Regions from separate parts of the Homo sapiens genome. Here region 2 is linked to region 1. A link is an interaction called in ENCODE POLR2A ChIA-PET data of the cell type or tissue named here. Cell type or tissue: MCF 10A. All regions are shown on one strand. Each heading gives the region's core, and the rest is flanking DNA. Links, peaks and the distances in the headings are about the cores only. Region 1 has its middle 19 kb from the start of SLCO4A1. Region 2 holds the start of NTSR1 (neurotensin receptor 1).

Region 1 (10,149 bases), core at 3,385-7,384:
TTTCTCCCCCAGAGACCAGGAGGCTGGAGGGATCCGTGGGCCCATTTTACAGATGGCATAGGGCAGAGACTCGAGGCCAGGCCTAGGTCTGGCCTCACACCTGACCCCCACCTGCCCCCAGCCAAAGGTCACAACCCCAACCCCCTCCACATCCGTAGGTCATGCCTTGGAAAACTGCCCCACCCATGCAGAAGATGGGAGATTTTGTCTAAGAAAAGAATGATGGCTTTGCAAATATTTCCACTCTGGTTCCCCATGACAGTTCACTGTGAAACCCCGGTGACCCCACATGACCTGCCGTTTCCTGTACAAGGGGGTCCCAGGTCTGAGTAATTTTGAGATCACGAGGTCCCAGGATGTGGCATTTGACACGGGCAGCTAAGGCCAGGAGCAGCCAGCAACCCCAGAGCCCAGCCCCTCCCCGGGGCTCTGAGGGGAGGAATTCTCTCCCCCGGGTAAATGCACCCAGGTGGAGGTGTCAGGTCAGCCACACAGACCGACCTTCCCGCCCAACGCTCCTGACTCACCAGGGCTGGAGGACCACCAGGGACCTCCCTGAAGGCTCCATCCTGTGTGGGCTGACTGTGGGGCCAGAGAAAGAGGAAGCTTCCAGGCTGGGCCCCACTACCCAAGAACCTAAAGCAGCCCCCGGTTCTGCACGGGGAGCAGCGTCTCCTCTTGCCCCCTGGCTGGTGAGCAGAGCTTCCTTCCACAAAGCGGGGGGTCAGTGGAGACAGCCCACTCTATCCCCAAAATGCTGGGCCAGTCGGGGGATGGGCCACTCTGTCTCTGAAATGCCAGACCAGATTGTTCATCTGCAGGGTTTCTTCGGCGCGAGATGAGAGGCCTCTGGTCCCATCCTAGGAACCACGGCCCAGACTGTCCCTGCCTCAGAAGAGTGACATGGACACCCACACACAGTCCCCCCAAACAGAGACACACACGCCGACAAACCTGTGCACGCTCATGCCCACTCACACGCCACACCCCCTCCCCTGCTGGGCACCAGATAATGGAGCTGCGGAGCTGTGTGGCTGCAAGCCGCCCTTTCCGAGCTTCTGCTAGGTGGTGTGTTCAAACCTGCAGGCTTCGAAGAGTTCTGAGCATCTAGAAGAGCAGAGTCCAGTAAAAATGTAGCAAAGCCACGCATGTAAGTTTACCTGTGCTGGCAGCCATACTGACAAAAGGGAAAATAAACAAATGAGATTAATTTTAATACTTTTTTATTTATTTATTTATTTTTTGATACGGAGTTTCGCTCTTGTTGCCCCAGCTGCAGTGTAATGGCACAATCTCGGTTCACTGCAAACTTTAGCTCCCAGGTTCAAGCTATTCTCCTGCCTCAGCCTCCCAAGTAGCTGGGATTACAGGTATGCGCCACCACGCCCAGCTAATTTTGTATTTTTAGTAGAGACAGGGTTTCTCCATGCTGGTCAGGCTGGTCTCGAATTCCCAACCTCAGGTGATCCGCCCGCCTCGGCCTCCCAAAGTGCTGGGATTACAGGCATGAGCCACGGCACCCAGCCAATACTATTTTTATTTAAATCCAATAGAGCCATAATATTATCACTTGGATAATCAATACAAAGAATTATTATTTTGAGGGATGGAGTCTCGCTCTGTCACCCACGCTGGGGCACAGTGGCGCAATCTCGGCTCACTGCAACCTCTGCCTCCCGGGTTCAAGTGATTCTCCTGCCTCAGCCTCCCGAGTAGCTGGGATTGCAGGCGTGTGCCACCCCATGCCCAGCTAATTTTTGTATTTTTAGTAGAGATGGGGTTTCGCCATGTTGGCCAGGCTGGTTTCGAACTCCTGACCTCAGGTGATCCACCTGCCTTGGCCTCCCAGAGTGCTGGAATCACAGGCATGACCCACCATGCCTGGCCTAAAGAATTATTAAAGAGTGATTTTACTCTCCCTTTTTTCTACTAAGTCTTTAAAATCTAGTGTTTGTTTTACACTTATAGACCATCTCAATCAGACACTAAATTTTTATCAGAAATCCTTGATTGTATTTAGATTTAATAAAATGTAGAGTAAAAAAGTATATTGTCACCCAAATTGTTTCAAACAAACTTGAAAGTTTTTAATAATGGAAATGGGTATTGGTTTTAAATTTTTAAGACAATACAATAAAACCCTCTGTGCCAAATCCCCCACAGAGTCATGGCATTGGGGTTTCGAAGGCCTCATTGCTGGCCCCCACCTGCAGGCATCCCTTCTGGGTTGACAGCCACGAGATGAGTGTTATCAGTGTCTGTGGGAGAAGCAGGGGCTCTGAGGTTGGGCGAGCGAAGGATCAGGTGGGCACTGCACACCGAGGGCACAAGAGCCTGGGAAGCCCCACCATGAGGGGCGGACTTGACTGAGCCCAGGCGTCCAGGCCCTTGTGGGCACAGAGTCTCCTCCCCAGGAGGCTGTTAGCACTCGGGGGGCGGGGGGCTCTGCTCGCCCTAGACCCCTCTTCTGGACAGATGGCAGCACCATGCCCCTCCCAAGCCCCATACCCCTGTGCAAGCCCTGCCTGCTGCCCGGAGGACCCATGCAAAAGCCGTCACCGCCCACGTCCAGGCCTGGGGGTGGGGGGAAGAGCACTCAAGTGCAAGAGGCAGACCCTGTGCCCCCACCCCTCCGGTGCCTCCCTCACCCCTCCTGTGCCTCCCCTACCCTCCCGTGCCTCCCCCACCCCTCCCGTGCCTCCCCCTCCACTCCTCCCATGCCTCCCCCCACCCCTCCCGTGCCTCCCCCTCCACCCCTCCCGTGCCTCCCCCACCCCTCCCGTGCCTCCCCCTCCACCCCTCCCGTGCCTCCCCCTCCACCCCTCCCGTGCCTCCCCCTCCACCCCTCCCGTGCCTCCGCTGCCCTGGGGTCGCAGCCTGGCAGGTCCTGCGCACCCCGATCCCCGCCGGCCAGCCTGGCATCACCCACACGGTCCGCCTCCCCACCCCGATGCCCTCCTACTACCCCCTGGCATTTTTCTGTGTGTGTCCAGCTCCTTCCTGCCACGGGGCCCTTGCTCGGCCGCTCACCATGCCCCGCCCTCCCTCGACTGGGCAGGACCTGCTAATCCTCAGATCCCGGCTCAGAGTCATGTTCCCAGGAAGCCCCTGGCCCTGCCGAGGTCAGAGCCTGTGACAGCCAAATGCTCCCAAACACACACCATGCTGGCTTGCGACCACGCCTGTGTGGCTGTGCCTCCGTGGCTGTCTCACCCGTGGTATCTGTGGCGTCGGGAAGGACCCTGTCTGGCTGCACCGCGTCCCAGTGCTAGGATGAAGTCAAAGCCCAAGAAACCAGATGAAAGAATGAATCCACAGACAGAAAACTGTGACAAAAGCTTTGAGTGCCCTGCTCCCGAGCACGGCTGAGACGCGGAGCTCACCCCAGCCTGGAGAACTCAGGGCAGCCGTGACCCAGGGGCAGGAAGAGGAGCCGGTCTGGCTCTGGGCAGGTCTGGGCTCCTTGGCACACGTGCCCCAACCCTGGCACTCCTCGGGGATGAGGGGGGCTGTCCTGCCTGGGTGCCACTTCAGTCTATGGGGAAAGGGTGGATTGCAGGCCAACAGACACTGCATTGACAAGGAGCTCATGGGAGCAGTCCCGGCAGCCAGGCTGGCCTCTGGGGAAAGGACCTGGGGCCAGGACCCTGAGAGTGGGGAGGACAGCTGGGGCTGAGGCGGAGGGAAAGCTTTGGGAAGCAGAGACCATGGGGGCAAAAGCCAGCATCAGGGGAGACCACGCACGGGAGGAGGTCCTCCGAGCAGGAATGCCCTCCAGGCAGGTTGGATGGCAGCCCCCGTGACAACCATGTCCTAATCCCCCAAGTCTGTGACTGTCACCTTACTTGGCAAAGGAGTTCAGAACCTTAGAATGGGAGAGGAGCCTGAATTATCCGGGTGAGCCCAGTATAATCACCAGGGCCATCTAGGAAGGAGGCAGGAGGGTCGGAGGCAGAGGAGGGGAGTAGAGGTCCGAGGCAGAGGAGGGGAGTAGAGGTCCGAGGCAGAGGAGGGGCGTAGAGGTCCGAGGCAGAGGAGGGGCGTAGAGGTCCGAGGCAGAGGAGGGGCGTAGAGGTCTGAGGGCTGCAAGCAAGGGCTTGAGCCAAGGAAATGCAGGTGGGAAAGACAGGGACATGGATTTTGCCTTAAAGCCTCCGGAAGGAGCTCATTCCTGCTGGCTCCTGGTGCCCCAGTTCAGTCCTCTGCCTCCAGAACTGTAAGGTGACCTGTGAGCTGTGTCGGCCCTTCGCTGGGGCTGTTACTGCAGCCCCCGAAACTCACCCGGCCTTCGAGAAAAGGAGTGCAGGTCTCACTCTGAGGCCCCAGGAGCCTCGGGAGGTTCCCAGCAGGAAACGACGTGGTCTCCTGCATGTTTCTAACTTAGAAGCCACCGTGGGAGTCCGGCCCGGAGGCAGCCCTGGCCCACGGCTCACGCTGCTCTGGGCTCTCTATAGAGTCGTCCCCCTGCTCCTCACAGTCCTGGTGTCCCCCGCTTTACAGGTGAACAAGCCGAGGCCCAGTGCTGCCTGGGTGCTGGCCCTTGCGACGGCCCAACTGGTTGGGTTGGGGCCATGTAAGTGCCAGGCAGGCTGGTGCTGCCTCCTGGGCGGTCACCTCCCGGGGACGCCACTCGGTCACCAGGGGAGGCGGCCTCAACAGTGCCTGCCGTGTGACGCTCCCCAGCCTCGGAGGTGGCCTTGGCTCCAGGGCCTATGGCAGGCCCATCAGTCCCAACAGGCGGGAAGAGCAGCCTGACCTGGTTGAGCTGGGACCTCCGAGGCCACGGACGTACACACCGTCCTCCCTCCACAGCCTCCGAGGCCGCGGACGTTCACACCGTCCTCCACAGCCAAAGGGCTGCCCGGGTGGTTTTGGTTCCATCAGTGAAGTTTTCTGTGGTTCACTCAGAGCGGAGCTGGGCATGGCTTCCTAATTGTGTCTCCTCTGGAGCACTTCAGAGCCTTCCCAGGGCCCGTGGAGCCTGAGGTGTGTGCTGGCACGTGTGGCACAGGCCTGGGAGTCCCAGCAGCGGCAGAGAGACCCGGAGGGGGTCAGGTGCCCTCCACCCACAGAGAGGGGGTGTGCGTGAAGAGGAGGGGTGGGACGAAGGAGGAGATGTGTTTTCTGCTTTAATGATTTAATGGGTATTTAACCCTCCCTTGGTATTTGCCTGGCTTCCGGGTGCTCTGAAAAGTTTCCCTAAAGGGGCTGGGGGAGGGGAGCTGGCGCCATGAAGGCGTGAGTCAGGTGGGTGAGGCTACGCTTGCTGGAAGGAGTCTACGTGCCTTCTGAACACACAGCTAACAGCCTGCACCTGTCCCAAAGGCCATGCTTCCCTGTGACAATGACTGGTTCCTGCCCACGTCGGGAAAGCCTTGGACAGCTTTCCTGGCCTCCAGAGAACCAGGGGAGTTGGGCTTGTCAAAGTTCCTGGGAGCCAGTGCTTCCCCTGCAGGCTGAGACCAGCCCAGGAAACTTCACTCTCAAACCACCGCCCCAGGGCAGAAACTTCCCTGGCCGCCTGCCCTGGTAATTTTCCAGGGTTGAAATTTTCCTCTCCAGGGCAGGAAGGACCTTCAGCCACTGATAGCTCAACCAGAAATGTTTCTACCGGACCAGAAGTCACAACCGCCCAGAGCATGACTTCACTCAGCCTCAGGGGCGGGGCTGTGGGGAGCAGTGGTCGGGGCCCCTCCCACCTGCAGATCAGGGGTGTGTCTGGCCACGCCCCACCAGCATCTGCAAGGGACAGAACGTTCCAGGGCAGGCAGCACAACAGGCCAAGGACTCAGGATCCCCGCCAGAGGGGCAGGGGCTGCAGGAGGCCACCCGCTCCCCGCTGACCTTGGCAGGAGCACCTGGGAAGCTGTGATGATCCCGCCCGGGTCTCCTCTCGGCCCTGAGGTCGCAGGACTCCAGCCACTGTGGAGATGAGAGGGAGTGTGGCTTCCCCTGAAATGAAACCAGACCCAAACCAAGACAAAAGCCTCCCACATTGATCCTATATTCCTGCCCTTCCTTGAGAGCAAGGGGCAGGATTTGACTTCCCCCAGGGGTAGGGGGGCACGCATGGCTGCTTGGGCCCATGGAAAGTGGCTGGAAGGGCCGCGTGTCACCTCTAGTGGAGACCCCTGGGACCCAGTGTGCAGTGCACCCTGGCCCTGGCAGCGACACCTGCAGCCTCCAGGTGGTGCCCGCGGGGGCCCGTGCAGGGACGCGGGACCAGGGCCCTGGCTGCTGTGGGGCCTGATCTGTCTGTGTTGATGGACACACCTCAGAGCCAGGATGAGGCCCAGAAGGACCAGGAGCCCAGCCTGTCTCCTAAGCAGCTTCCAGGTACTTCTGTATTTGGATATTTTTAGGAGAAGCTCTTTATTATCCAAAGATGTCATCATCAAAAAAGGGAAACGACCATCCAACCACACTTCTGCCAGTTTTACCGAAAGAGCAGACTGTGCCGGAACTCGGTGCTTAAAAGGACAGAGCAAACCCCTAGTCTACTCAGAGAGGAAGGGCACGTCCGCCCCACTCGAGGGAGGAACAAGGCTGTCCACTCAGTAAGTCTTTGTAAGGAGTGCCAGGGTCCTGGGAACAACAGCAGCCTGTGCTCCCGAGAGTCACCTGAGTCGGCCTGGACGGAGCCTGCAGTGACCGGACCAGGCAGGTGAGCGTGTGCCCAGGCACGGGCTCCGGGTTCAGGCACACAGAGACCTCAGCCTTTGCTTTCCCTCCCCACAAATGACGGCAAAAAAACACGTGAATCCAAGGCCCAGGGATGAGCTCGGTTTTTCCGTTCACAGTGATGCTCTGGGATGTGGAGGAAGAACTGGCACGAGGCTGCAGCGACGCGGCCCGGGCCTCCGAATGCTGAGTCAAGCAGGGCCATTGCACGAGGATGGGCGGGTGGGCGCAGGCCAGAGGTGGCTCTCCCGTGTCCTCCGTGTGGCCAAGGAGCATGTTCCTTCATCATCACAGTCACATCACACCACCAAGCCCCGCGAAATTCCAACCCTTTCATTCCTTAGCTTGTAAGATAATGCTGCGTGAACCAAGACAAGACACAGCCAAGGGGGCCATGGAGGGTGGCGGGCACCGTGCTGTAGGCTGAGCTGCTGTGCCAGGGCACCATGCTGCAGGCTGAGTGAGCTGCCATGCCAGGCGACCACTGGGCCCGGCCCTGCCCAGGGTGTGGTCAGCCCGGGAGAGCCATGCCAAGCCGCGGAGAGAGGAGCGGCCCCCAGCCTCAGCAGGGCACGTGCGCACACTGCCGGGGGCATCTGGGCCTGGACACGGGTTGTGATGTGGGACGTCGGAAGAGACAAGAAAAACATGGCTCCATGAAATGGGAGCAGCCTCGGGATCCCCAGGAAGTCTCACCCTCTGGAGGCAGGTGGAGCATTGACTTGGCCGGACCCCATGTCCCGCAGGCGCGGCGGCCCCTCGTGGGCATCTCAGCTGGAACGAGGCATGAGCAAGGGCACAGTGGAGCCGCACTAGGGTCCCATAGGGGCTGCTTGGTTCAGAGCGACAAGCCGACGGACAATGGAGTGGGTGGCACTGTGAATTGCAAGGCAGCCCATTCTGTCCCCGGAGCCCCCTCTGGGTGCCTTTCCCTTCGCAGCACCTTCCCTCCAGCTCCAGACACCTCAGGACCCGCCAAGGCCTCACACTGGGTGTGCAGGTCCTTAGGGATTCCAGACTGGCCCTGCAGTGCCTGGGGCGGGTCTGTGGGCCTGGGGAAGGGGCCGGCAGGGTTGTGTACCACAGTGGTTCTGCTCATATGTGTCTTACTTACTGGGGTTCTGGGTCACAGTTCAGTCCCGCTGCCTTCAGAGCTAGGAAGCTGAGGCTCTGAGGGGGGAAACCAGAGGAAGGGCAGGGACGGGTGCCCTCGAGGTGTGACCCGGCAGGCGTCTTCCTGAACAGTCCTGCCCTGCGGTGCCACTGCTCCCGCCTGCTGTGCCTGCTCCCAGACCGAGCTGGCCTTCCCCACCGCAGTCCCAACCCAGGGCAGGAGGCGCCCCCACACTCTTGCCTCATCCACTGGACCACCCGGGGTGCAGCCTCCCAGGCTGCCTGTGGGGTTGGCAGGACCCAGGGGCTTCCTCCTGACGTTGAGCATGTGTTGGCCTCTGGACTGACCTCCCAGGCAGAGGGGCACCAGGGAGAGGTCATAGCCTCTCCTCAAGCTCCCTGGGCACTGCTGGCAGCCCCAGGGTACAAGCAATGTGCCAACACCCCCTCCCCCTCCTGCTCTTCCAGCCCACGGTCACTTTCACCAGCAGCCTCACCCAGAGGGCACCAGCCTTGGTCTAGGTAAATGCCACCTCACCTCCACAGATGACCCTGGATTTCTCACCTCTAAGCCTAATTGCCCCCAAAACCCAGAGTTCCATGTCCAGCTGCTGATCCACTATCACGTCTGGCACCCAGCAGGTGTCTCAGAGTTTTCCTGTCTAACTCAGAAATTTTTCGGCTTTTCCCCAGTTGGCTCTCCCTGCCCCACCTGTCCTCCTCACCTCGAGAATGGCCTCTTTCCCTCGTCTGCCACCTCTGGCCTAAGAGTGAGTCCTGAGCCCTAGCTCCAAAACTTTTCTCAAGTCTGTGGCCTCCTTGCCACCCCTCCTGCCCATCACCTCTTACCTGGTCTCCTGTCTCCATCAGTCCCTCTCCATGCCACAAGATCTCCTAAGAACACACATCAAATTATGTCATACGCAGTTAAAATTTCTGCGGTTCTCTGTTGCTCTTTAGATAAAGTTCGAGCTCTTTACCATGTGTTGGGAGGAGGGCTGGCATGAGGAAGACCTTCATACATCATTGTCATTGTCATCATCACCATAACTCTTATCACCATCACTACCACCATCATCATTACCACCACCAACCTCATCATTTCAACTATTACCATCACCATGATCATCACCACCACCACCATCCTCATGACAACCATCACCACCACCACAACCATCATCATCTCAACCATCACCACCATCACCAACCCCATCATCATCACCCTCATCACAACCATCATCACCACCACCATCATCTCAACCATCACCATCATCACCAATCCCATCATCATCCTCAACACAACCATCATCACCACCACCATCATCTCAACCATCACCATCATCACCAATCCCATCATCATCCTCAACACAACCATCATCACCACCACCATCATCTCAACCATCACCACCACCATCAATACCACCACCACCACCCTCATTACAACCATCACCACCATCATTACCACCATCATCCTCAACACAATCATCACCATCACCACCACTACCACCATTCTCATGGTAGCCATCATCATCACAACCATCACCACCACCAATACCATCACCATCATTGCCAGCATCATCACTATCATCATCGTAGTTTGCCTACAAAGCAAGAGAGGGTCTTGGCTCAGTGTAAACAGGCTTTGATACTCCAAGCTCACCCCCTAGAAGTGGCAAGCCAAGACCCAGGAGGCAGGAACACCCCCAGACAGTGCCTCTATCACTGGGAATGAGGCCTGTTCAAAGGGAATTGTCCACATTTGTTTTGTGCTGCTATAACAGAATACCACAGACTGGATAATTTATAAAGAACAGAAGTGCATTGACTCACACTTCTGGAGGCTGGAAAATCTAAGATTGAGGGTTGGCGTCTGGCAAGGGCCCTCTTGCTGCATCCCCCCATGGGGGAAGTCAGAAGAGAAGGCAGGAGAGAGAAAGCAGGAGGAGGCTGAACTCGTCCTTTTATAAGGAACCCACTCCCAAGGTAATGGCATTAATCCATTCGCTCTGCCCTCATGGCCTAAGTTTCCAGCACAAGCGTATGGGGGGACATATCCAAACCACTGCACGAGTTAACACCTCTCAGACCATTTAGAGATATAAATAATGAGGGTTATGATGACAGTGTTTATTAGCACTCTTGGGGTTTTTCCATTTCCCTGATCTGATGCAGCTGTGAATAATTTGCCACTAGGAGCTGCGTCAGCCAGGCCCAGGAAGTGGCCCCTGCCTCACTCAGCCAAGCGTAAAACCTGCCATCCGGCCAGGGCCAAGATCCAGGCACAGACAACCTCTTGGCCACTTGACCCCCCAGCGAAATCCGCAGTAGCCCCTGAGATCAGGAACTCCCCTCAGC
Region 2 (10,149 bases), core at 3,819-7,818, 81 kb after region 1:
GGGGTCCCAGGAGGGCAGGAGTCCCGGGAAGGCTTGGGGTCCAGATCCAGAGAGGGCTCTGTAATCAAATGCAGCCTGTGGCTCCTCCAAGGTCCTGCACTGGAATCGCAGCCCCCCCAGGCAAAGATGTGAGAGGTGGGGCCTTTGGGAGGGGATTTGGTGGTGAAGGTGGGGCCCTCATGAATGGGATTAGTGCCCTTACACAAGAGTCCCCAAGGAGCTCCCTCACCCCTCCCACCGCAGGAGGACGCGGCAAGAAAGCGCCCTCCGTGAGCCAGGAAGCAGGCCCTCCACAGACCCTGAACCTTCCCTTGATCTTGGCCTTGCAACTCCCAGGCTGTGAGAAGGGATTTCTGTTGTTCAGGAGCTCCGCCCAGCCTCTGGTGTTGTGTGTCAGCACCCCGAGTGGACCGGGACAGGCTCCCAAGTGGACTGAGACAGGCTCCCGAGTGGACCGGGACAGGCTCCCGAGTGGACTGGAGACAGGCTCCCAAGTGGACCGGGAAAGGCTCCCGAGTGGACCGGGACAGGCTCCCGAGTGGACCGGGACAGGCTCCCTCTCTCTTGCTGCTGGGATGTCTCCCCGGGAGCTTGCGTCTCTCGCCACCCTCACCTCCCAGCCAGAGGGAAGCCAGGAAGCCAGGGAGATGCGGCCTGACCGGCAAGGGTGCCCTCTCTCCACACCCCCGGCCAGAACTTACTCTGTGGCATGTCTAGCTGCAGGGGAAGTGGGAGATGGAGCCCTTAGCTGAGACTTGGGGTGAAAGGGAGGGAGGATCCACAGGCGGCTGTGGACCGGCCCTGGCTGTGTCCGTGGCTCACGGGAGCCCAGACTTGCTGTGTGGACTGGGCTTGGGGTCCCCAGGCTGGCCAGGCCCATGCTGGCACCTCTGTGGACCCTCTGCTCTCTCTGAGGATCATGGAGGGAGTGGGCCACCCTCGGTGAGCCGGGCACCTGCCCTCAGCCCCTCTTGCCCCCGGAGTTCCTTGCCCCTTGGCATGGCCTCACGTTGTTAAAGAAAGCGTCTCAAACGGGCCTTTGCAGCTCCAAGGCAAGAATGACAAAGGAGGAACGGTTTCAAGGTTTTGCTTCTGGAACTCCCAGGAAGCAACTACAAAATGGAAGACATTTTTCCTATTTCAATATTTCTAAGCAGGGAGGACTCCTGACTGCAGATAAAGGCATACGCTTTGGATCTCTGGAGACGCAGAAATCATGTTTATGCAAACTCCATCCTTAGCCCAAGGAGGAAAGAAGCCTAGAAGACAGGGAAGAGATGCCCGCGCCACGGCGCCCAGTCCTACCTTTCCCAGAGGGCAGCCTGGTGGAGCCACGTGGAAGGAAGGGCGGGCATGACAAGACCCTCAGCTTCCTGCTCCAACTCCAACCCTGCCTCACGCGTCTCCTCATCCCCTCCAGGCTCGGGGGCCGGGCTGCTGAGCCTTCAAGAGAATGCAAGAGCCACCCGTCCCTTCTCTCGTGACAATAAATGGGAGACTAATATTAGCCAAATGCAACCCTTTTAGCTTTACATCGCCTGGTATGCTCACAAGCACGCCTGGAAAGTTCATCACAAATTGGTGCATTCATAAGAGCCATAAGCCCGCAGCTTCTGGGTGAGAGCAGACAAAATGCTACTTCTTTTTTGCAGATGGAACAGATGGGCTGGCTTGGCCCTCTGCATTGCGTGTGTTGCCTGTATGTTGTCTTTTCCCAAAAGCAAATTGCAAAAAGAAAATGGCTTTCTGCTGGGGGCCCAGCAATTAGGAACCCTCCTTCCAGCAGAAGGAGGCAGAGAGGAGGGTATAGGTGGGGCCAGGGAGGGCAATGAGAAGAAAAGGGAATGGGCTTAGGGGGCTGGGGGCTGCTATTCATCAGTTTCAAACCTTCTGGTCCAGAGAAATCGGTGGGAACATCACAGGAAATTCTAAGGGACACGCTCTGTGTCCATCGGCCTGAGGTGCGTGTCATAGCAAGCCCTTCCCAGGAATAATTTCTAGGAAACTGGGCTGCATTGAAACATGTCTTGGAAATGGATCTTCTTTCCTCAGAAGATGATCTACCTCATTCCCTGTTTCCTCCAAAACATCAGCTTTCTTTGTGTGTCTCTTGGCTGATTTCTTTAAAGTTGCTGATGGGTTTCACGATCCAAGGTGACTCCAGGCCTTCTCTGCTTCACCCTTCCACACAGTTCTCCTCAGCAGGCCTGGAAAGGCGCACGGCGAGATTGCTGGGTGGACAGGAGTCAGGCCTGTGCTTCTGCGAGGAGTCAAGTCAGAGCTGTGGCAACGAGTGCCCCTCCTTCCTCTCCCCCCACCACCCCATGCCTGCTGTCTCAGGCAGGGTCCCAGAGCCACCAGCCCTGACCCGGGACGCAGGTTGAATGAGCAGCATCTTCCACCAGCTCCAGGAATAAAACTCCATGTCACAGGCACAGAGGTCCAGGAGGGAGCCGCGTCCCTAACCCCGCTGTCTTCTGGCCTCTGGCCACACACTGGCCCAACCCCCTCCTGCCTGCCACCCTTCCTGCTCACACACCACATTCCAGGACTCAGTGAACATGTCCTCCTTGGACAAGTCTTCCCAAACTGCCCCACCTCTGCCAGTTCCCCCAGACATCCAGTGCCCTCCTCGTGAACGTGCTTGCTGTAGCAGCCCTGCCTGTCACCTGGCACGGAGGCACCCAGTGGGCTGGGCAGGTAGGAGTCCCAAGAGCCAGCAAGGCGCCAGCAGGGACGTCAGGGTGCAGGGCAGGGACGTCGGGGTGCAGGGCAGGGACGTCAGGGTGCAGGGCACTACAGTGCAGGATGCCAGGGTGCAGGGAGCCGGGATGCAGGGCGCCAGTCCTTGCCCCTGTTCACAGTCCAGCAAGCTGGGGAGGGACGTGGAGCTTCGTGGGCAAGGTTTCTCCCTAACTGTGCCTCCCGCTGCTCCACATGGAGAGCCGCTCTCCGGGCCCGGTCTCCTGGACACCCACCTCCAGGTGCAGAGCAGCTGCAGCCACCTGGACTGTGGCCTCTGCATGCTCTGTCCTCATCCCGGGCTGGCCTGTCCTAAGAGGCCCCGTCTGTCCTTACTCCCCGAAGCACAGCTTGAGACACCAGAGCTGGACAGGAGGGGAGTGGTCTCCGAGCCGTGTGGAGCCGGGCTCTAGTCCTGAGCGCCTTCTGCTTGGAGATGAAGGCCAGGACGGGTGCAGCCAGGGTGGGCAGAGGGAGCCTGGGGGACCCTGGGCCCTTCATGCTGTCTTGGAGGGGAGAGGTCTGGTGCCAGGGTGGGCAGAGGGAGCCTGGGGGACCCTGGGCCCTTCGTGCTGTCTTGGAGGGGAGAGGTCTGGTGCACGGCAGGGACTGGGCCCCAGCAGCCTCTTCCCACCTCCCCAGCCCACTTCAGCCATCCTTCATTCACTCACCATTCAGCCAGGCTCTCTGGACACGGCCAGTGTGGGATGCTCACAGCTGGCCTGCTGTGAGGACAGCACTGCGGCTCCCTGTGTGTCCAATGTGCCAGACCCTCTCAGGCTGCCATCACTCTGGTTCTCCTTCTGCCTCTCTCTTCCACATTTAAGGAACTTTGTGACTCCTCTGGGCCCAGGACAGCCCAGCACAGCCTCCCCATTTCATGGCTGATGAGCTGCCTTAATTGCCTGCCCCCTAATCCCCTTTGGCAGGCACCCCAACAAATTCACAGGTTCTGGGGAGTCTGGCATGAACATCCTTGGGGTCCTTACTCTGCCCACCATGTGGGCTGCCCCATCTCATCCACACCCATGAATGTGAGGCACAATTAACATCCCCGTACTTCAGATGAGGAAACTGAAGCTCAGGGTCACCTAAGGTCGCTCACTTTGGAGGTGGCAGAGCCAAGATTTGAAGCCCCTGGGTCGGACTGCAGATCCCGAGCCCTCTGCCTGGTCGGGTGGAGCAGAGTCTCATTCACATTGAGAAACCAACTGCAAGCAGGAGGAGACGTTCCCCGGAGCTGCAGCCAGGAGACCGCTCTGTGCGTCTAAGCAGAGAGAACACAAAGCATGGCGGGGCAGGCAGAGGACGCCCTCCTCCCTCCCCGCTGGGCACAGCCTTCTTTGCCAGGTGCATGCCAGCCCTGGGGAGAGGAGACAGAGCCTCTTGCGGGGTCTCAGAGCAAGGACAGGAGATGAGCCTGGGAAGGCCTGCTTCTGCCAACGAGGACCCTCTGAGACCCTGGGTCTGGGAGCCCAACACGCATGCAGGTATACACACATGTGCACACACACATGCATGCACACACACCATGTGGACAGCAGGCGGTTCACAGGAAGACTTGGGGGTGCTGCACCCAGACGAGGGGGAAGGCTGAGTAGGTGAATTGCCAGCTGTTCCCTCCAGGTGCTCACAATTCGCTCAACACACATCTCCCTGTCCACTGGGTACCAAGCCTGCGCCAGATTCCCGCAGAGCCAGGTGGAAGGCAGATGGCTTTGGGGGGCACAAAAATTAAGGGAACTTGGCTGCTTTTGCCCACTAGGTGTGAGCCCTTGAGTCAAGGGCTCACCAGGAGGCTCTGGCCTCCAGGCAGATGGCAGAGATACACTTGTTGATATATGTTTGACGACTGCGTGAGTCAGACCATCCGGCTGAATCAGAGCCCGGAGGAAATACATGATTGAAAACCAGGCCCATTACAGAGCAGCCAGCTCTCCACGGAGCCATGTCAGGTTTGAATTAGAAGATTCTTGGCTTCTTAGCCGTGGAAGGAGAAGGAACCCTGGATAATTTGGGATTTGGAGGGAGTGGTGAGACCTGGTCCCAGTGGGGGAGACCTGGGCTGGGAGGGTCAACGGAGCAGGAGAGAGCCTGGGAAGGGAGGGAAGCTGCAAGAGCAAACTCCCACAGCACACAACCAGGGTGACCCTCAGCCCCAACTGCTTGAGACTGAGAGGGCTCCAGCTCCCAGGTCTCCGGACTTGCTGTTTTAAAACCTCGAAAGTCCCAGGAAAACCAGAGTGAGTTGTTTGTCCTACCCTGAGCCTCCCAGCCTGCCAGTGCCATCTTACTTAGGCAACCTGCAGACACCATGTGGAACAGCCATCCCAGCTCACTTGAGGCCCAAAACTGGATTGCCGAGTGTCTATAACGCTGACAGGGACCTCACATAACTCTGGTGGCCAATCACTCTCCATCCTCAGCCTAGCGCACAAGACAGCCACGGCAACGCCCCGAGTGTGTCCCACTCAGGCAAAGGCAGAGTGTGTGACCCCCCTCCAGGCCATCCTTCTCCCACCCAGCCTCTCCAGCTGCCCTGCAGCCACCAGGGTGAGCCCTGGCCTCTGTGTGGAATGAAGTGTGTGCACATCACAGGAGGCTCACAGCAGCCTGGTGACCTAGGGGCCACGTCATGCTTTTCACACACAGGAAACTGGGGGTCCAGGCCTGGTGAAGCTGGAATTCGAAATCACCTCCTCTCCAGCCTGCCACCCCGACCTGCCCTCGGCATCCCTGGCCTTCCCGGGGCTTATCCCATGCAGCAGCCGCTGCACTTGTGGGCAGCCACGCCTGCTTCCTCTTCTGGTTCTTCCCTGAGAACACAGCTCATGTTTCCAGAAAGCTGGCCAAGGTCCAAGGGGCGGCCTGGGAATGTGAAGGACAAGGATGCCGATGACTGAGGCTTGATCAGCCTGTAGCACAGCCCCCAGAATCTGCCAACAGCCCCAGAGATGCCTGGAGCGCAGCCAGCGTGAGGCTGGAAAGCGGCTCCGCCCTCCTTGCCCGCCTGCGAACACTCACTGTGCGTACACATGTGCAGGTGCCGCTCTGTTTTTAAAGATCCTCCTTCGAACACCGTCCGTCCTGGAACACGTGCAATTTCCATGCTGTGGGTGGGAAAATCTATAGCCAGGCTCTACCGATTATGTTTATTACGTATCTTCTGTGCCTCTAACACATCCACGTTTCTGCCCCACCCGCCTTCGTCCTCATAGGAAACCAACTACTCTGCCACTGACATAATAAATGCCTGTTGTTTTAAGCCACTGAGTGTGGGGGCATTTCGTTATGCAGCAATAGATAACTGATTCAGGTGTTATTGTCAACTTAATTTTTTCAATTTTAATAAGAAGCCTTCCTGCTAGCAAGAGTCACCCAACAGCGGTTGGGGGCCTGAGGGAAGAGAAGGTTGGAGGCTGGAGAGATGGTGGCTCTCCTACATTTGGAAGCCTGAAGCCTGCTGCAAACCAGTGACGGGTTTCGCACATCCTGCTGGCATGGCCTCATCCTGTTCACCATTGCATCTGCTCCACTAGTGCAACACAAACCCAGTGAGCGCCAACTGAGCGTTGGAGGGACTCAGGGTAAGCTAGCCAATGAAACAAGCAGGGACCCCCACCCGTGCCGGGCAGTGTTGGAGGGACTCAGGGTAAGCTAGCCAATGAAACAAGCAGGGACCCCCACCCTTGGGAGCGTGCTTCCAAGGACCTCTTGTGTGGTGACTCTTTGGACGTGATTGTCACCCCAGGCACAGATGACTACCTTGCTTGGTAATAAGGACATGCCTCGCTCACACCACTCAGGAAATCACAGAAAGCCAGGCTGTCCCCAGCACACTGGCTGCCCCAGCTCAGCACGCCTGCTGCACCCTAGAATCACAGCCGTGCCCGTGGACCTCGGTCCTCGCTGCCCATGGGACCGGCCGGCTCCTCAACAGGCAGCATTGGGAGTGTTGGGATCGGGGCAGCAGGTCCCCAAGGCTCTCCAACTTGCAGGAGACACTCGCCCCCGGAGCCCTGCCCCCCACAAGGCGTGCCCGACTTCACGTGTCAGTGAAGGCATCCGGCTGGCCAAGGGTGTGGCTGCATCCCCAATGGGCATGACCGGACCTGGCCTGTCCCTTCCCAAGCACCTCACCGGCACTTTCTTTAAAGAGTCTCAGCTGTTTAGGAAGGGCTTCTGTCTGCAGAAATCAGAAGAGAAAGGGGCAAACAACGTGGAGTTAAGAGCTTCCAGCCGCTGAGCCATCCGGTTTGTGAGTGCACAGAAGAGCTCAGAACGGCCGAGCGGCGTGGCTGCCAGGGGTCCCCACCGGAGGCCTGCCATCTGCCTTGTGTAGAACAAGGCCTTCCAAGTGACATTTTCCTATGTGGTTTTAAGCAAATGCTCCAACACAATATTTGCACTATGTTGCCTTTTATGATTTTGTAAGCTCCCAGGCCAACTCACAGATAAATCTTTGAAAATAAGGGCAGCTTAGCCAAAAGGTCAGGGGTTTAAAAACCAAACAATGAGCTTAGGCAGAGGGAGAGCACAATCGCTGCATCCTCCTGCTTTGGCTGGCAGAGGGACAGACTCCAGTGGCCATTGCTGTGGACTTCCTCTTTGTGGGGGTCTCGACAGAGGCGCCTGATGGCCCAGCCCGTGGTCAGGCCCCAGTGTTACCAAGACAGTGGTGAGCGCCTGGACCTCACACTGTCCAGCACCTGTACTCCCTGGCATGGTGTGGATGCTAAGGTCCCCGCCCAAACCTCTGTACTTGGCCGGGCGCAGTGGCTCACGCCAGCAATCCCAGCACTTTGGGAGGCCAAGGCGGGTGGATCACGAAGTCAGGAGATGGAGACCATCCTGGCTAACATGGTGAAATCCTGTCTCTACTAAAAATACAAAAAAATTAGCGCCTGTAGTCCCAGCTATTCGGGAGGCTGAGGCAGGAAAATGGCGAGAACCTGGGAGGCGGAGCTTGCAGTGAGCCAAGATCGCGCCACTGCCCTCGAGCCTGGGTGACAGAGCGAGACTCCATCTCAACAAATAAAAAAAATAAAAAAATAAAAAAACCTGTGTACTTAACTGGTGAATCGTGTCTTCCAGAGGACAAATCTGGCCTACTCCAGCCTATTCTAGTTGGATGGAACACCTCACCTCACACCCGACAGCCCATTCGACCTCGTTCATTCCCCGTGGAGACCCATCAGTAACAGCCCTGCCCTTCATTCAGCCGCTATTCCCATTTTACAGACGACTCAATCGAGGCACAGAGACGCTAAGCACACTCGCCCAAATGTGAAGTAGCAGGGCCAACATTCAATCCTATCTACTGGCTTCCAGCAAAGGGATCACTGGCGTTTCCTTTGATGCCAAGATTTCTAAGCTCTGATGTTTGTGAGCTGCAGCCCCCTGACAAGAGTATCAGGCTCCGGTTGAACAGAGAAGTCCAAAGCAGGGCGAGAACGGACGAATAATCACAGAGTCCCGCTGCCAGCCACCGGCTCAGAAGCCTTGAATTCTCCTAGCTGGGCGGGCCCGGGAGGGGGTTCCTCAGCCTCCCGCTTCCCTCAACACCCTGCGACCCCCGCCCCAGCCTGCCCAGGTTTCCTGCTCCCAGCACAGCAGGTGCAGCCAGCCATGTGCACAAAGGCCAGGCTGGTTCCCTGGGCTGCACTCGAGCAGCTCCTCCCAGCCCTGCACACATGGGGCAGCAGCTCTACCCAACCTCTCCCAGGGGTTCTGGGGAGGAGGGAGCAGGGGAGGGGGCGGGGAGGGCCCAGAGAAGGGACAGTAGTGCCCTGGGGGCCCCTGGGCAACCCAGACATGGAGGGGGGGGCAAGCTTGTGCCTGGCCACCTATGCCAGTGCCACCAGGTGCTGGGGGGGACACGGAAAGGACAGGAATCTTGCCCTCACCTGGCTCCCGAGCCAGGGGCCGGGGCACCCTGTGAGGACACTCAGAGGGAGGGAGTGTGCAAAGCCTGCAGGGCCTGGGAGGATGCGTGCTGGGGCTGCCTCTCCCAAATCCTGCTGGGGCGCAGGCTCTCAGGGTGGCTTCTGATGACAAATCCAGGCAGTAATAAGGGGCCCAGGGCATCACATCCCATAGCGTCATGAGACCAGCCCAGGGTGCCAGATGCAGGGCCCTGAGTGGGGAGGGTGCTGCTCTGGGCACCTGCTTTCTGCCCTCCCTCATTCACCCCTCCCCAGACTTTGATGAAACCATCTGTGGCTCCCGGCCTCTGCAGGACCCAGCCCCTCAGCTCCTCAGCCCCTGCAGGTGTCCCTCGGTACTGCCTCACGCCATCCTGCCCCAGGTGATAACTATGCCCTGAGCCCCCACCATTTCCACTGGGCACATCCCAGAAATACGCATTCACAGACCAGGCACGCCCATGACTGCGGCCAGATTTTAAAAGGAATCACCAGAAATGTAATCTCCAGTGGTCCTAGAGCCCCCTGGGCACCCAGCTTCTGGCACCCTGTGGACACCCAGGAGTGGGGGTCGGCCCAACCAGCTGCGCAGCCGCCCAGCCCTGCCAGCGGGGAGCTTCCTCCCTCCCTGCCCTCCGGATACACCCTCACCCCAACTGAGCGAGCCCAGGGTTGGGGGAGGTGCATAGTTCCCTTCCTAGCCGGTGCGAGAAATTGCGGAGAACAGGGAAGAGGGTGGCAGGAAGGGTCTGGTGCACGATACCCGCCGCGCCCGCTCGGAATCCTGGTTCCCTGGAGCGCTCACCCCAGCCCGCCCTGCCCCGGGGAGCGCGAGGGGGCGACCCGCCAGGCTGCACCCGGGCGGGGCGGGGATGGCGGCGGGGGCTGCCTCCCTCCTCCGCCGCCACCCCCCACTGCTGGGCGCGCCGCGCGGCCGCCGGCTCCGTGGAGACGCGCAGAGCCGGGAGGGCGCGGGCGCGGCGGGAGGTGTGCGGGGCTGGGGTGCGCGGAGAGCGCGAGGGAGGAGATTCTGAGCGAGGGAGGGGAGCGCGCCCGGGCAGCAGTGCGTGCGCTCCTCCCGGCGCCACAAGCTCGCCCCGCGCAGCCCGAGCCGGGCTGGGCGCTGTCCTCGGGGGCCTGGGGAACCGCGCGGTTTGGAGATCGGAGGCACCTGGAACCCGTGGCAAGCGCCGAGCCGGGAGACAGCCCGAGGAACCACGGGTTCTGGAGCTAGGAGCCGGAAGCTGGGAGTCCGGAGGAGAGCGGAGCCCGGAGCCCGGAGCCCGGGGCGGCGCGTCTGGGTCTGGCGCTTCCCGACTGGACGGCGCGCCCGCTGGTCTTCGCCACGCGCCCTCCCCTGGGCTCCCGTTCATCGGTCCCCGCCTGAGACGCGCCCACTCCTGCCCGGACTTCCAGCCCCGGAGGCGCCGGACAGAGCCGCGGACTCCAGCGCCCACCATGCGCCTCAACAGCTCCGCGCCGG

The links. ChIA-PET counts read pairs that join two places held together with the same protein. Peaks named below come from ENCODE experiments on the same cell type or tissue, not always from the same donor. Only the 100,000 strongest peaks of a DNase experiment are listed, where the experiment ranks them.
Region 2: POLR2A ChIA-PET joins it to region 1 with 8 read pairs; 3 of 35 experiments call an interaction of 5 or more read pairs at or near these places.

Annotation. Positions count from the first base shown.
Region 1 is chr20:62,618,396-62,628,544 of GRCh38, forward strand. No RefSeq gene overlaps it. Among named protein-coding and RNA genes, the nearest start is that of SLCO4A1, 19 kb to the right of the region's middle. RefSeq lists enhancers at 227-276, 5,775-6,134, 6,395-6,444 and a silencer at 6,175-6,264. In MCF 10A, for the core only: no CTCF peak of the experiment used is centred there; DNase peaks (open chromatin) are centred at 5,266 and 5,456.
Region 2 is chr20:62,699,084-62,709,232 of GRCh38, forward strand. It overlaps NTSR1 (neurotensin receptor 1), which reads left to right and starts at 9,753. Exons shown (of 4, transcript NM_002531.3): 1 at 9,753-10,149. The coding sequence starts at 10,125. RefSeq lists enhancers at 8,717-9,230, 9,231-9,743, 9,953-10,149. In MCF 10A, for the core only: a CTCF peak has its summit at 4,510; DNase peaks (open chromatin) are centred at 4,588 and 5,598.